Linked DNA regions of Homo sapiens: region 1 is linked to region 2. The links are chromatin loops, found by intact Hi-C in ENCODE. Cell type or tissue: OCI-LY7. All regions are shown on one strand.

Region 1 (8,000 bases), 620 kb after region 2:
AAAGGGAGGAAGGGGTGTTTCAATAGCAGCACAGGTGCAACAGTTTGGACTGAGTGATGGCCTTACAAATGACCCTGGCACAGAGCAGAGGAAACCCAAGGAGAAGATTAATTGAATTACAGCTACAGTATGTATGTATGCATTTTATTTCTGTTCTAAAGTCTAAATGGATTGTGGGGCTGGCTAACCAGCTGGGGTAAGGTCAAAATATTGAGGAAATGAGAGGGGATATAGATGAACAATTTTCTTGATAGGGAACAAATCCTTAGCTTGTTTGCTTTTGTCTAGAACATTTTGGAGTCTGAAAAGGCTCAGTTCATAACCTCCTTTATGTAAGTGCAATCTAATTATTTTTCATGCCAGGATATGACCAGTACCTGAGGTTTTGGCTTTAAGACTATGGAAGGTAAATTGGGATAAGGAGTAGAACATTTGCTTTATAACCCAATTTCTCGCTTTCCAGGAGAGCTGATGGTAGAATTTTTTCTTTAGGACACTGAAAATATAATTTAAATTTTAAGAAAAGTTAATATCCACACACCTTTACTACAGAGGTAATGTACGCCCAGTACCTCAAATTCATCTTGCATATAGTAAGCCTTCAACCCAGGAAGACCAACCACCCTGTCCCTTGCTTTAACAACTGTTTAAGAGAAAATATGGCATATTAGAAGGACTGTTACTAAACTGGGTGACTAATGAGTGGTGTGTCATCAGACTATACAGTCTTAAATACCTCATTTTAGCCTCTCTGAGACTTGGCTTAATTGTGTCTAATAGCCCCTCCATCTGTCTTCTGGGAGTCATGCTCGCCCAGCAGTTCCTCTCTCCTTATTCTTGTCAGCCTGTGCATGGTTGCTAACGCTGTGCTGTAGTGAGATCTTGCTGGCCAGCCCCAACAGCATTCCGCCCCTCACCACTCAGCGAGGTTTATATAAACTTGCAAGGTATGTGTTTCATTGTTACTTTGATGACCCATATTCAGGGACCACAGAAAGCTCTGTATCTGCCCTGCTTATTTAACAGCTATTGTGAGGAGCCAATAAAGTAAGTGAAAACCACTTATAAAGTGTAAAGCACCGGACAAATATTCATTAAATCTTTGTACCTTTATTCCTATAGCCCTGAACACTTTGTCTTCCCTTTCAAAAAAACTTAAGTTACCTCTTATATTTTACTTCATTTAGTCTCATCAAATCCCTTTAAAGTAAAGAGCTAATTGCTTGGTTTAATAAACTTCTCCTTTCTAGTAGTCTATTAGCTAGTTTGTCCTTTATAAGTTGTGCAAAGTGACAGCAGGATTGGCTTTGAGGCCTTCCAAGGGTTTTCTACTTAAAGTCTTTCCGAGGGAGCCTAACATCAAAAGTATAAAGGAAGGAGGGAATAGCTTTTCATTTCAAAGGCATCACACTTTGATAAGGTTTTTGAGGAAATAAAAATAAAATTAATGAAAACAGTGGGCTAGAATCTGATCTCTGAGCAATGTATTTCTTAGGTTCATACAGGCTTCCAGAATTCTAAAGTAGTAACTGAATGAAGGGATTCTTTAGAACTGTCTCAGTTCATGCATCTAAGACTCCCTGGAACTATAGCTCTGCAATTTACATGGAAATCATCCTGCAATTTAGGACACATTGCTTGGGAGAATCTACATGTCTGCTCTGTACAGCATTATGTTTTATTTATACTGGTAACCATACTAGTGCTGTATTATGTAAGAATAACCCAGTGATTTTTATTTCCCATTAGAACCTTATGTGCTTTAATTCATCACTATTCTCTACTAGACTTTAAATCCTTTGACAACAGATAGCCTTTGCCTGTTTCACAGCTTCATTTCCAAGGCTCAGCACAGTGCTTGGCATAGAGTTGGCCAATAAATATTTGTTGAGAAGCTGAATTAATGCAAGGTTTTATAAAAAGGATGCATAGAAACTGGATGATACTCTGAGGACAGGTGTTGTATCTGCACATCTTAGAATTCCAAGTTCCACTTTTTTGATCTTCTCAACAAGCATGATATAGATTGTATGCTTATCTGATTCTCAGTTATGAAATCTCATCATCACAATGGTGTCAAAAGTACTGAGAGTATTATATGCTGCTCCTCATGCCTTGGAAACATCCTGTAACTATAGTTCCTTGCCTGACTGTGACTTTATCTGCAGCAGACTTTAAGTAGGGTAGGATCTCACTAAATCTCCAAATTAATATTTCTTCAAAGACGATCTCGTTTTAAGTGGGAGTGCAGGGCTAGGGAGTGGATGATGAGTTGGGATTGGAAATGAGAAATGGGAATAGAAGCAACATAAAGATAACTCTGGAAGAGAAATCCTTGACTTGCACTGGGTGTGAGAAGGGAGAAAAATGATAAACTTTTAGACCACAAAAGCAGGGATCAGGGTTGAGGAGTAATGTAATTGATAACACATATTTACATTTTTCTATCTTTAAGAACAACTAACATGTTACAACTACTCATCATAAAAAGTTTCCATTGTTTTAAGGAAAACAACATGTTGCATCATAGAATCACAAAACAGCAGAGCTGGAAAGAAAATCTGAGACCACTTAATTTGGTTCGTTAATTTTACTGTTGAAGGAACCAAGCCTTTCCTAAAGATCTTTATGAACCTTATTTCTATTTTGCCTCCCATATTTATTTGGAAATTGTGTGGAATGCTTGGGATTATGGTGACTAATGCTTGGGATTAGTCATACAGCAAGGAGTTCAAACATAGTCCACGGTGACAATTAACACTTTGAACTGGATTGAGACAATCTGATAACTGAGTAGACAGTCATTATACTGCCTTCCCAGAAACAGTAAGCACCTTATATGACACTTTTCTAAAAGAATCCTTAAGAACCTCTCCTATAAAACTCACACATTGTTTTACTGAGAAGAATACATCAGGTGTCTGAAAGAATAGAACTAATTTTTGATTTTGGTAGCAACAACCCAAGATGTCTTGTGTTCTTAAGTCAATTTCCCCAAGACTATTTTATTCTCAATATAATCAGCATTTGGGGAGGGGGTATTCTTTGAAATATTCTAAATGTTAAATATATAAGAAATATTCTGCATTGTGCTTCCCTGTTTCCATAAGCTAAATCTTTCAAGAGAACTCTCTGAAATGATACCCTATCATTCTCTCATTTAGATACCATATCAATCTAAACTGATTAGAGTCATCACAACTGCCCCCAACACAGTTGTCCTCAACTAACAATGGCACTTCGGAAAAGCCTGCATTTCATTGATGACTGAAGTCCTCACTAGTGCAAAACAGTAGCTCTTCTAGTCACAAGACTTTATTCCACATTGCATAAAATTCTAGGAGTCTCTGTGGTATGTTCATACTGAATCAGGGGTAGCTTTAATAGAATTTGTGTTTATGACCATCAGGATTAAGAATGTAAATTGATGCTAACTGCATGACTGACACCTAGTGGATATATGCCAGTGGTGCTGTTTATAACCATGCTTCCTTCCTCCCCTCAACCTGCCCTGGCAGGCATGCTATATTATGGCCCTTCAGAATATTATCCATATGGGGAAAAAAAATCACATTGGAAGAAATCATTGTCTTAAATACAGAATTATGTCATTATATATTGCTAAAATAATAGGACCAAAAACCTAGAAATACAGAATATTTACAGAGATTTGAAAGAATATACAGTAGCTTGGAGTTAAAAAAAAATAAAATAAAAATAAAAAAAGACCAGATATCAAAATTTAGTTTGTTTAGTTTGTTGGAAAGGATTGAAATACACTGACATGTAAAAGCTTGTGTAATATACAAATATCCACACAGAATTGAAATGCTTAGTATTATATCTTATCTTTGTTTTTTTGACATTAACTTACGTGCTTGAGAGATACACAGATAAAGGTTTAGTCTACTTATTCTGACATGAACTAGCACTTGTGATTGTAGTAAAAGTGTTAAAACTGCTACTATTCTGAGAATCAAATATTGATAATCAACAATTAGAATAAATTTTACATAATTTGTATGTTTCTTTTACCTACTGGGAAATTTTATTATTACTATTAAAAATAGACAAAAGGGTTGATTGTGTCAATAAGAAATTTTAAGCACAAAATGTTTTTTAAAAAGTGCATGTTTTATTGTAATTAAGGTACTGGAATTCAGATGATTATATAAATATAATGTAGATTATAGTGTCAAAATCTGAATTTTAGGAAAAAGTCTGGGCACTTTTATTCAAGAAGTTATTAGTTGTAGAGAAACAACAGATTGGACACTGTGAAAATACAGCAGTTTGTTTTGCAGATTGCCATTATTGGAGAAAGTAATTTTTAGTTGCCAATAATAAAAGATACTTTGAAATGCAGTCTCATAGATTTTTAAAAACCGTATGTTTTCTTATAGAAGTTTTCTTTAGTAGAAATTACTTTCCAGTCCATTCTTTATCTTAAAGTATGTAAAATTTCGAGCAAAAATACAGCATTGTTTTAAAGGGCATCTTCTCAGTGAGAGCAGTACAGCTGTGTAAATTGCATTGTATGGGACACTCTTGCACAGTATAACAGTGCTGCATAATAAGAAAAAGTCATGCCGCTTATCACTCAGGGCAGATGGCTTGTGCTTCTCTTTTTGAATATCAGGTAGACCTTATTCCAGATCCTTTAGATCAGTCTTTACTTTAGGAATGGTCAGAGTCAAGTTGGCCATGGTGGACATTCTGCCAGTAGGTGTAAATAAATGGCAAAAGTCAACAGAAATTTTATAAGCAATTTCACACTGGCTGGGAAGGAAAAGACTGGAAGTTTGCTAACTGTGTTTTTATATATATTTATGCATTGATACTGAGAAAAGCTTCCTTGTGATGAAGTGATTATTATAAATAAAGCTGATTGTGATTATACTTAAATTACAAGGTCCTACTCCCCATCACCACCTCTGCCCCAGCTCCCCCAAGTAAACCACTGTTCTGGTTTCTTTCGTCATGTATTAATGTTGCCTGTTTCAGAATTCCATATAAATGGAATCTGATGCTCATCTGTGTTACGTGACATGCATTAACCTTTTTATTGCCAAATAATATTCCTTTCTTCCTCAGTAAAAGAGCCACCCACCCACCGCCCCCACAATATCAACATTGTAAAACAAAGCACATGAAGTAGTTTTAGAATTGTCACAACCAGGACAACACACACACACACACACACACACACACACACACACACTCTCACATATTAAACTTACAAAAAAGATTTCAGGTCTGTTTGCAATTGTACACCCCAGAGTTGGGGTTGGGTACAATTGCAAACAGACCTGAAGTCTTTTTTGTATGTATAATGTCAAAGTACTATGAATATTTTGAATGTAAAAGTCAAAATATTGTGTTCAAAACTTCCTTAAATTAGTTTTCTCAAATGTGATTGTTATTCAATTGAAATAGAGTTCAGTTGAATTTAATTGTTTGTTTGAATTTAGTTTTAGCTTTGTCTTTTCAACAGTTGCTTTAAATATATAGAACCTTAACAGTATCATGTATTCAGCACAGGGTTGGATTTTGCTTTATGAGCCAACTTGAAAATATTTTTCTTATTAAATGAATTAAATAATTTCACATTTATTACTTCAACTGATGTATTTTCAACTTTTGTTATAATATAACTTCTGTGTATATTGTGTATTATTTGTTGTGTCTTCTTTGCCATTTAAAATTTTCTTTTCAATTCTTAGGATTTGGAACTTTTGTTCCAGTGGTTAACTTTTTACTTATATTTTTTACCATTTGCTGTAAGATCTGTCAGTTTTAAATGATGTATTTTGACTCACATCTAATAAATATACAAGTGAGAAAGCCAATATTTTTTTAGTTGCATTCTTTCTGTTTTGTGAGAACAAACCATACTCACATATGACATTATTCAGAGCCTCATCCTTGTTTTGGTCTTAGATCTACAAATAAATACAATGCTTATTGTTAGGCCTTTTCCTAGGTATCTGCTATAACTTTTCAATGTGTAGATTCACTTTTTCTTTTATTTCTGGAAAGTTTTTTTTGTTTATGGTTTTTAATATTTCCTTCCTTCCTTCCTTCCTTCCTTCCTTCCTTCCTTCCTTCCTTCCTTCCTTCCTTCTTCAGTAACATTTAAGTTGGCTCTTCTTTACCTGAATTACACTGCAACCACTTTCTGAATTTTTTTTTCTCTGTTTAGAAAAAAATATCAGTTTTGTTTTCTTGGATGTCTTCCCTTTTTTTATTCAATACTCATTACTATTTAAATTTGAATCTGTTATCCCTTTATAATTTCATCTTTATTTCTAATATTATTTTGTTTTATTCTATTTTTATCTTAAATGTGGTCTATTCAATTTTATGTTCTACTCTCCTTTGTCCCTTTTTGTTTTTAATTTTAGAATTTATGATTCCAAATTATTTTTTATATCCCAAAATACTTAAGGATATATAATTTAGTACAAATTGTTATATTACCATTTCTTCTATGTAACTATTGTATTTAGGGAAGAATTGTCATCAGCTGATTCTTTTGGGTCATATTTTCTGTTTCCTATGTTTAGTAGTTATGCATGAAATTTTTTTTTTCCTATTTCTGTGCACTGTGGACAGAGTCCTAGGACAGGAGCCCTTTTTCTGTCAGTTTAGTGAAATGCAGTGCATTTAATGTATGATACTGGTGCTGGGAAGGGAAGATTTTCTACTTCCTTGCACTGCCCTATCTCCAAGAGGTACCACCTTTTCACTATTAATCTGATTTTCCCAAGAAGCAATGATTCTTTGAGACTGTCACTTCTAATCGTGATCACTTTATAACCCCTTTTCCAAAGACAGTGTTGTGAATGACCAAGTCCCAAACCTTTGTTCAGTTTTTACCATTTAGTGTTAGACTTTCTCTTTTTCTCTTTATGGGACAGTATTTTTTGGTTTCATTTCAGTTCTTTTTCCCACTCTGTCCACTCAAAAGTTTGCAGTTAGTAATGAGAGCTCTGTTGGATTTTTTTTTTTAGTGTACTTATAGGTTATTGAAATTCATGGTATTTTTTTAATCTCTTAGTCTTGTGTGGTTTTATTTGCACTATTTGGTGATTTGATGTTTCCGGGGATAGTGTGTATGGAGACTTGGAATCAAGTGAATGGCATTATCCTAAAGGCTTAGAAACTCCTAGATATCTTTTTGCTATTGATTGCTCATTTGATCTTTTTAGTCATAAAACATACACTGTATGATTACAATATTTCCAAATTCCTGAAACTTCTTGTGGCCCAGCATATAATTTCTGTAGGTGAATACTCCATGTACTACTGAACAGAATATGCATTGTGCCATTGTTGGGTGTAGTGTACTACTGACATTTGTTAACTAGGTTCAATTGTTCAACTGATATCTTTAATATAATTATTGATTTTTTGGACAGTTTTTCTATCAATTCTAGAAAGATAAGAGGTAGCATCTCCAAATGTAATTGTGGATTTGTCTATTTCTTCCTTTATTTCTTTAGTTTTTGCTTTGTGCATTTTGAAGTTTTATTAGATCCATGATATTATTAGGTTTATTTACATTTAGGATTGTTAGTGTTTCTTGATTAATTGACTCCTGATTATTATGAAATGTTCTTTTCAATTCATGGCAATACTTGACTTTTTTTTTTTTTTTTTTTTTTTTTGAGATGGAGTCTTGCTCTGTCACCCAGGCAGGAGTGCAGTGGTACAATCTCGGCTCACTGAAACCTCTGTCTCCGGGTTCAAGCAATTCTCTGGCCTCAGCCTCCCGAGGAGCTGGGACTACAGGCACACACCACTATTCTTGGCTAATTTTTGTATTTTTAGTAAAGACAGGGTTTCACCATGTTGGCCAGGATAGTCTTGAACTCCTGACCTCAAGTGATCCACCTGCCTCAGCTTCCCAAAGTGCTGGGATTACAGGCATGAGCCACCGCGCCTGGCCAGAAATACTTATCTTGAAGTATACTCTGATATTAATATAGGTACTCCAG
Region 2 (8,000 bases):
AAAATAGTATCTGAAGCTGGGATCTGAAAGATGAGTAAGAGTTAACCAACTAAATGGGAGCAGAATTTGTGCTTTACAGCCCTTGTGACAAGAGGGAGAGTTGAGGCTGAGGAACTGAAAGAAGGTCATTTTGATACTAGGAAGAGATGAATGCTACACGAAGTCAAACCATGTAGGAAGAGTTTGTGGGCTATGGAAAGGAATTTATTGTTTGTCTCAAGATCAATAGAAAGCAATTGAAATATTTTCGATGTGGGAAGGGTGGCATGGTTTGGGTTTCACATCACTCCTCTTGCTGCAACATGGAAAATGGATTTGAGATAGACCTGGGGTGGATGCAGAGAGCTGGGCTATGGGCCAACTGCATGAACTCTGGTGAGATATGATGGAGTTCAAACCAGAGGGTGACAGTGGAGGTGGGGAGAAATAGACAAATCCAAGAGATACGTGGCATGCAAAATCCACAAAGCTTGTTGATGGGTTAGATGTGGGGAGACGCAGATGGCCCCTGGGTTGGTTTCTGGGGCTGGATGATGGTGGTGCCATCTCCTGTGATGGGGACACTGGCAAAAGACCTTGGTGGTTTTTGTTCTGACTCTGGACAAGTAGAGTTTGGAGTTGTTTTTTTTTGAGATGGAGTCTTGCTCTGTCACCTAGGCTGGAGTGCAGTGGTGCGATCTCGGCTTGCTGCAAACTCCGCCCCCTGGGTTCAAGTGATTCTCCTTCTTAGGCTCCTGAGTAGCTGGGATTACAGGTGCCTGACACCACCCCTGGCTAATTTCTTTTTGCATTTTTAGTAGAGACGGGGTTTCACCATGTGGGTCAGGCTGGTCTCGATCTCCTGACCTCAGGTGATCCGTCTGTCTCGGCCTCCCAAAGTGCTGGGATTACAGGTGTGAGCCACCATGCCTGGCAATTTTTGTATTTTTAGTAGAGATAGGGTTTCGTCATATTGGCCAGGCTGGACTCAAACTCCTGACCTCAGGTGATCTGCCCACCTTGGCCTCCCAAAGTGCTGGGATTACAGGCGTGAGACACCGTGCCTGGCCCCATCTCAGTCTCTTGAGTAACCAGGACTATAGGTGTGTGTTACCATGCCTAGTGAATTTTTGTAGAGAACAGGGTCTCGCCATGTTGCTGAGGCTGGCCTCAAGTGATCCTACCGCCTCGGCCTCCCAAAGTGCTGGGATCACGGGTGTGAGCTACCACGCCCGGCCCATTTTATTACTTGTATAGTACCACTTTGTGTTTATGAACAAATGCATTTAAAATCATCTTTTGGAACAAACTGTGTCACTAAAGAAACGGCTACTCTACTGTGAGTATAACTGCTTCTAAAATACCGATTTATAGACAGACTTGAATAAGCCATCATTCATTCTTTGTATGATTAATTTATAAAATGCAGAGTTTCTATTAATGGAAAAGCAAACTCAAGCATCACGTGGATAATATCAATAATATGCATTTGTAATTACGTACTGTAGATAACTCTAGAAGCTACATTTTATTATGTTAATAAAACGTAAAAACTCCTGAAGCAACCCAGACTGGGCAGCAGCAACACTATTAGGGCTCGCTGCTTCATCAGTTAGGAGTCTGTTCAATTGTTCTTAGCTGGTAGTAACACTCACAGGGCACTGAGAAACCTTTTTTCTCCCATAAAATAATGATGATCTACTTTCCAAGATAAAATATTGCATGTTGATGGAATAATATGAGAGTTATGAGAGTAGCAGCAAAGATAAAAATGAAACTTAATGAGGACAAAAAGGAGGATGGGAGAACTGCTTGTTCCTCTAGGCAGACCAAGTGACCAGGTTCTGTCACTGTACATGTAAAAAAATTGTTTATTCTGTTAACATGCAGCAGATATTTGGGAGAACTCATAAAGAGAGTGCTAATTTTATGAAAGGGAAGTGTAAGGGGTTTCAAGTGTTACTGGGCTAATACCTTGGTCACACTGACAGGCAAAAGGAACAGTGTGTTGGATGAACTGGACCAATCGATATCTCTTTAGGTATCTGCCAATCATGCCATTAGAGTGGAAGACTGCATGGATTAGTTCAAGCAGTTTCTCAGATGCTCCAACGACTCAGCCAGACACTTTTCCCTAGGTAGGAAATGGGAAGAATGACTTCATTTTGGGGAGAATGAGGAGGCCTCCAGATTTGGAGAGCACTGGGATATGCTCTCCCATTGATACCTTTAAACAAACCTAGCCAGTTCAAATATAAGCATTTTAAGTAGAGATATTAAGATTCTGGGTCTTGACCAGGCACAGTGGCTCACGCCTGTAATCCCAGCACTTTGGGAGGCTGAGGCAGGCAGATCACGAGGTCAGAAGTTCAAGACCAGCCTGGCCAACATGGTGAAACCCCGTCTCTACTAAAAATACAAAAATTAGCTGGTCATGGTCATGCATGCGTGTAATCACAGCTACTCAAGAGGCTGAGGCAGGAGAATTGCTTGAACCGGGACCCCAGAGGCAGAGGTTGCAGTGAGCCAAGATCACGCCACTGCACTCCAGCCTGGGCTACAGAGTGAGACTCTGTCTCAAAAAAAAAAAAAACACAAAAAACACACACACACACACAAAACAGATTCTGGGTCTTAATATGGCTGATGACAATAAAATGTCTCAAGATAGATGTATTTGTTTAATGGTATATATTATGTGCCATTAGTAATTCTTAGTGATGAAATTAAGCCTGTGCTTAAATCTTAAACAAGTCAAGCATCCGTCCTTAAAACACTTGGAGGCAGCTGACAGCTCTGTGTAACCTGTGCTGCAAAAATATTCATAGGAACACAGAAGACATTTCTATAAGCTAAACAAATAAACAGACCACGTGCAGCAGACCCACCGAGTTACTTGATCCAAAACTCAACTGCCAGAGGATTTAACATATCAACAATAGAGGTGTCAAAAGCATAATGTTTCTGTTGGAAATACCACCCAGAATTCCCAGAGAGCCTTTCCAATTGATTAACTTTGAAACAAAATCCAAACATTCTTGGCTGCAGGGAAAAGTTTATCGGTTTTTTTTTCCCCCAACACACTACTAATTTTGAACTAAAAATCATTTGATGTCAAAATTTTTCTTCTGAATAAGATGCTATTGGTATCTTATATTCTAACCATCCTCCCAGAATGTCCAGTTTCTTCCATTTTACAGAATTTTTGTCACAACACGAAAAATGAGGTTGCTCTGCTGAATTTGTAGTATAGAAAGTGGGACATGGATGGGCTTCAAGACGTCCAAATTTATCTACAAAAAACTATTGTGTATGTGTTTTTTTTTTCTGGAGAGAGGATTCAGGCTTTCATAATATTCTGCAGGCTGTGAGCTCCTCTTTCCCCATTTAAGAAGCATTCATGGGCCCTAACATAAATACAATAGGAATATAATTTGCAGCAAGAATTCTCCTTTCCTCTCCCTGAGATGTATTTCCTTATAAGGCCGAGAGGTGGCAGCATAAACACCAGCCTGTAGCAGCCCCATTTTCCTGACGGTGGAAAACTTTTAAAGGTGAAATTTATCTATGTGAGATCCTGTCAATAACCTTGATTTGGCTTGGATAGATTGTGGACATAATGTCCCATCAAACTGCCCTAAAATATTCGTAGAGGAGTAGCGTGAGATTGAATCAGCAGTCCTGGACTTTGAGGTCACAAAAATTGAAAGACAACGTTTTGTTAGAAGTTGAGCACCATGGAGAGAAAAGCACAGAGCTTGATTATTGGTTGACTCAGAGGCATTTACATATTCCATATCAAATCAAATATAATTTCTTGAGTGGCGATTAGTATTTTATTTTACTACATAGTATCATTGTTTAAATAGTATATAAGTTACCCTAAGAGATTACTTATTCTGAATAGGAAAATACTTTTGTTTCTTGGAACCAACAGCCAAAAGATCTCTTTCAGTTCTTGTCCTTAGGTGACTGAGAATAACAGAAAAAGGAAGTTGTTTTGCACATGTAGATTCTGTGGATTTTTATTTTGATAATTAAGTATCACTTTCATTTCCTGTGAAAGTATGAGAAGCATGGATGCAGAGGCATGCTACAATTTTTATGCACACTGGATAGTTTTTTTCTTCTTTAAACATGTCTAGCCAATTCAAATATGAGAATTTTACGTAGCTGGTCAGGCACGGTGGCTCACACCTGTAATCCCAGTACTTTGGGGAGTTGAGGTGGGCAGATCACTTGAAGTCAGGAGTTAGAGACCAGCCTGGCCAACAAGTTGAAACCCCATCTCTAATAAAATTACAAAAATTAGCCAGGCGTGGTGGTATATGCCTGCAGTCTTAGCTACTTGGGAGGCTGAGGCAGGAGAATCACTTGAACCCGGGAGGCGGAGGTTGTAGTGAGCCAAGATCGCACCACTGCACTCCAGCCTGGGCGACAGAGCAAGACTCTGTCTCAAAAAAAAAAAAAAAAAGAAAAAAAAGAATTTTAAGTAGCAGACTCTAGGTCTTAATATGGTTTATGATTGTAAATGTCTCAGGATAGACTCATTTGTTTAATGGGGTATATGATGTGATGCTAGTAATTCTTAGTGATGAAATTAAGCCTGTGTTTAAATCTTAAAGAAGTCAAACATCCAACTTTAAAATAATTATAGCTGGGCATTGTGGCTATATCCCAGCACTTTGGGAGGCCAAGGCAGGTGTATCACAAGGTCAGGGGATTGAGACCATCCTGGCTAACACGGTGAAATCCCGTCTCTACTGAAAATACAAAAAATTAGTAGAGTGTGGTGGCACACGCCTTTAGTCCCAGCTACTCGGGAGGCTGAGGCAGAATTGCTTGAACCCAGGAGCCGGAGGCTGCAGTGAATTGAGATCATGGCACTGCACTTTAGCGTGGGCGACAGCGAGACTCTGTCTCAAAAACAAACAAAACAATCACTAGATGGGCTTAGATGAGACAGATTTTGCCTATTATTTGTATTCCTTTAGAAAGTTTCCATAAAATTCATAATTATTAGGTAACAGAAAGCATGTATGCACACACAACTTCACAGTTTCAGGCTATTCTATGTGGGAGAAGATGATAGATATGAAGGGCCTGGTGGCATTTGACAAACAGAAGCAATGCAAATTTTGTGGGTGGAATACAATTTGAGAACTATTTGCCAGCTTGTTTTGGTTCATTTTTCATAGTCCAGTTCAATCTGTGAAGTTCCCTTGAAATGTAAGATAATCTCCTGGGGTGAAACAGGAACAAAGTGTTTGCATTATGAGTCCAGCTTCTCTCAGATAATTAGTAACTTTAGAAGGGCCATCAGTTGATCAATTAATTAATCAATCAATTATTACTTATTTGGACATCTATTTATTATCTAGTTCTCTGCTAAGTGTTGTGAGGAATATGGGAGAAATTTAATGCATAATCTCATACTTGCATCCATGTTACCTTCTGTGCCTTCATATGTGGGGTAGGGAGAAGGAAGTGTGCTATAGGAAGCCATGGATAGGCAGGGGTGTCAAACGGCAATTTTTTAGGTGTTTTAACATAAACACTTCTGCCGGGTGCAGTGGCTCGCGCCTGTAATCCCAGCACTTTGGGAGGCTGAGGCGGGCTGATATCTTAAGGCCAGGAGTTCGAGACCAGCATGGCCAACATGGTGAAACCCCGTCTCTACTAAAAATACACAAATTAGCCTGGCGTGGTGGCATGTGCCTGTAATCCCAGCTACTCGGAAGGCTAAGACAGGAGAATCACTTGAACCCGGGAGGTGGAGGCTGCAGTGAGCCGAGATTGCACCATTACACTCCAGCATGGGTGACAGAGCGAGACTCCATCTCAAACAAAAAAACAAAAAAACATAAACACTTCTGTCTCACTTTCTGAAGAACCTCTCCGATTGAGAAGGACTAAATGCAGCCCTTTTCATTTGCCTATTCCCCCTCTTCCTATTAGTCCAGGTGCCTGACATACCTGGAGTTCCTTTTATAAAATGTTTTCGTTAAATAAAAATTAGTCCAGATGGGTCACAGTTTGAACAGTCCTTAGACTACTAGCTTGACTGTCTTGTTCTCAAGGGTAATGTTTGTGTGTACTTTTTCTCCGTTAGCTCTGCCTCAAGGGAAAGAAAGCACATATAAGGCTTGTCAAACATGCAGTTCTTCTGGCAGCTTAGAGCCTGCTGGGGTGCATGGTTGTTTTTGGGGGGCAAGGGTGGGGCTCAAGTAATAGTAGAATAGGTTTGGACTGGGTGGCCCTTTCTTCTGAGCCTTGAATCTACTTCCAATGCTGCAGGAATCTATACCTAGGGGACTACTTTTAAATACTCCAGGTGTGTTGGGGCTAATGGGGAAGCTGACTCAACCAAGATAAACTGTACCACACTTTGGGTTATAGCTCCCATGGGGGAAAAAGGGGTATTTCTGGAAGCTTTTTATTTAGTATAGTTTCAGAATTCTGACATGATGTCTACCCTTCCAGTTATTTAAAACATTTTTATTTTTTTTTTTAGCAAAATGACTTTATAAAATTCACAAATAGCAATTAGAGCCAGCTTCTTCTTAATTCTCTTAAAAAATTCTTATGGTGGATCTTGACATCTCAGTTTTATTTGATCTAAAATTATTCCATATATTAGATGGTTTAAATCACCAATTCCTAAAGTGTAATCCTGGAAATACAAATTCCACAGTGTATTAATAAATCTTGCTTGGAAAAGGGTTCCACATCCAAATAAATTTGGAAAATGCTGGGCTGGGCCAAGTTCAGCAAGTTTCTTGACTGAGAGTCTTAATGTGAGATGTAATCCTCAGAGAGAGAATGTGCCAGGTTTCCCAGATACACTGGCCAGCTTCTTTCCCAGAGAGGAGCTTGCAGAACTGGTGTTCTAAGAACCGCATCTTGGGAAAACACTTGTTTATAGATTCATTTGTGTTTGAAAAGATTTAGTACAGAGGAAAAGTGGACACAGGGAAGGCAAAAGACTGTAAAGGGGTTTATTTTGGAGGGCGAACGGCATGAATTGGCATATCATTTTGGAAAACCTGATTTTTTTTTTTTTTTTTTTGAGGATCTCAATCTGTTGCCCAGGCTGGAGTGCAGTGGCTCATTGCAGCCTCAACATCCCAGACTCAAGCCATCCTCCCATCTCAACCTGCCAACCCCCTCAGCACTCCCAACTCCCTTCCCCCCACCCCAGTAGCTGGGACTACAGACATGTACACCACCATGCCTGGCTAATTTTTTTTTTTTAAATTTTTTATAGAGACAGGTGTTTGCCTTGTTGCCCAGGACTTAGGGAGACACAGGACCACTGACCCCCTCTTGCATTCTCTCACCATTTAGTGTCTGCTGTGAGCTGGGCGCTCTGTAGTGTGTCTGTGCATATGTGCGTGGATGGGACAGGGATCTAGACATTGTAAAAAAGCTGCATTGTAAAGAACTCTTGGGCTCAGGCAATCTGCCCTTCTTGGCCTTTCAATGTGCTGGGATTACTGGCGTGAACCACTGCGCCCAGCCTGGAAAACCTCTTTTAACTACACATTTTATTTTCTGGTCACTAAAAAGTAACCTAAGACCAAAAAGGCAACAGACAAACCTAGAACACATTATAAGAAAATGCATTTTATAACTTTTTTAAAATGCATTTAGGACAACAAATTGGTGAAAATATAAGGAAGCACTGAAAACAATGCATATTTTCAGGCGCAATTTAAAATAAGGATCTCATTAAGATTCATGTCCCAAGAACATTTTTATTTCTAAAATAGGCTTGGTTCAGCTGAGGCTTTTTATGTATAATTTAACAACGGAAACCATAACAACAATAATGTATGGATAGGAAGAGTTTCTTCTCTTGAATGAACAAATTAGGTCATCATCAAGCAGTTTTATTTAATGGGAATCCCCCGTGAGGTATTCACATAGTGAGAAATAGTTCTTCTCCCTTTAGAGATGAACGCTGAAAAGAACATTCCACTCCATTTCACACAAGAGTGGAAGGGTGCAGTGAAAATTGG

The links. A loop is a pair of places that touch in the nucleus more often than their neighbours do. Peaks named below come from ENCODE experiments on the same cell type or tissue, not always from the same donor. Only the 100,000 strongest peaks of a DNase experiment are listed, where the experiment ranks them.
Region 1: a loop joins it to region 2, with 4 times the contacts of the local background. A loop is called at or near these places in 51 of 110 quality-filtered maps.

What each region holds. Positions count from the first base shown.
Region 1 is chr1:199,680,307-199,688,306 of GRCh38, reverse strand. No RefSeq gene overlaps it. Among named protein-coding and RNA genes, the nearest start is that of NR5A2, 340 kb to the left of the region's middle. In OCI-LY7, a CTCF peak has its summit at 3,447 (motif pointing left); a DNase peak (open chromatin) is centred at 3,466.
Region 2 is chr1:200,303,145-200,311,144 of GRCh38, reverse strand. No RefSeq gene overlaps it. Among named protein-coding and RNA genes, the nearest start is that of LINC00862, 67 kb to the left of the region's middle. In OCI-LY7, CTCF peaks have their summits at 3,291 and 3,490 (motif pointing right); DNase peaks (open chromatin) are centred at 3,474 and 4,004; H3K4me3 peaks cover 1,711 bases; H3K27ac peaks cover 1,496 bases.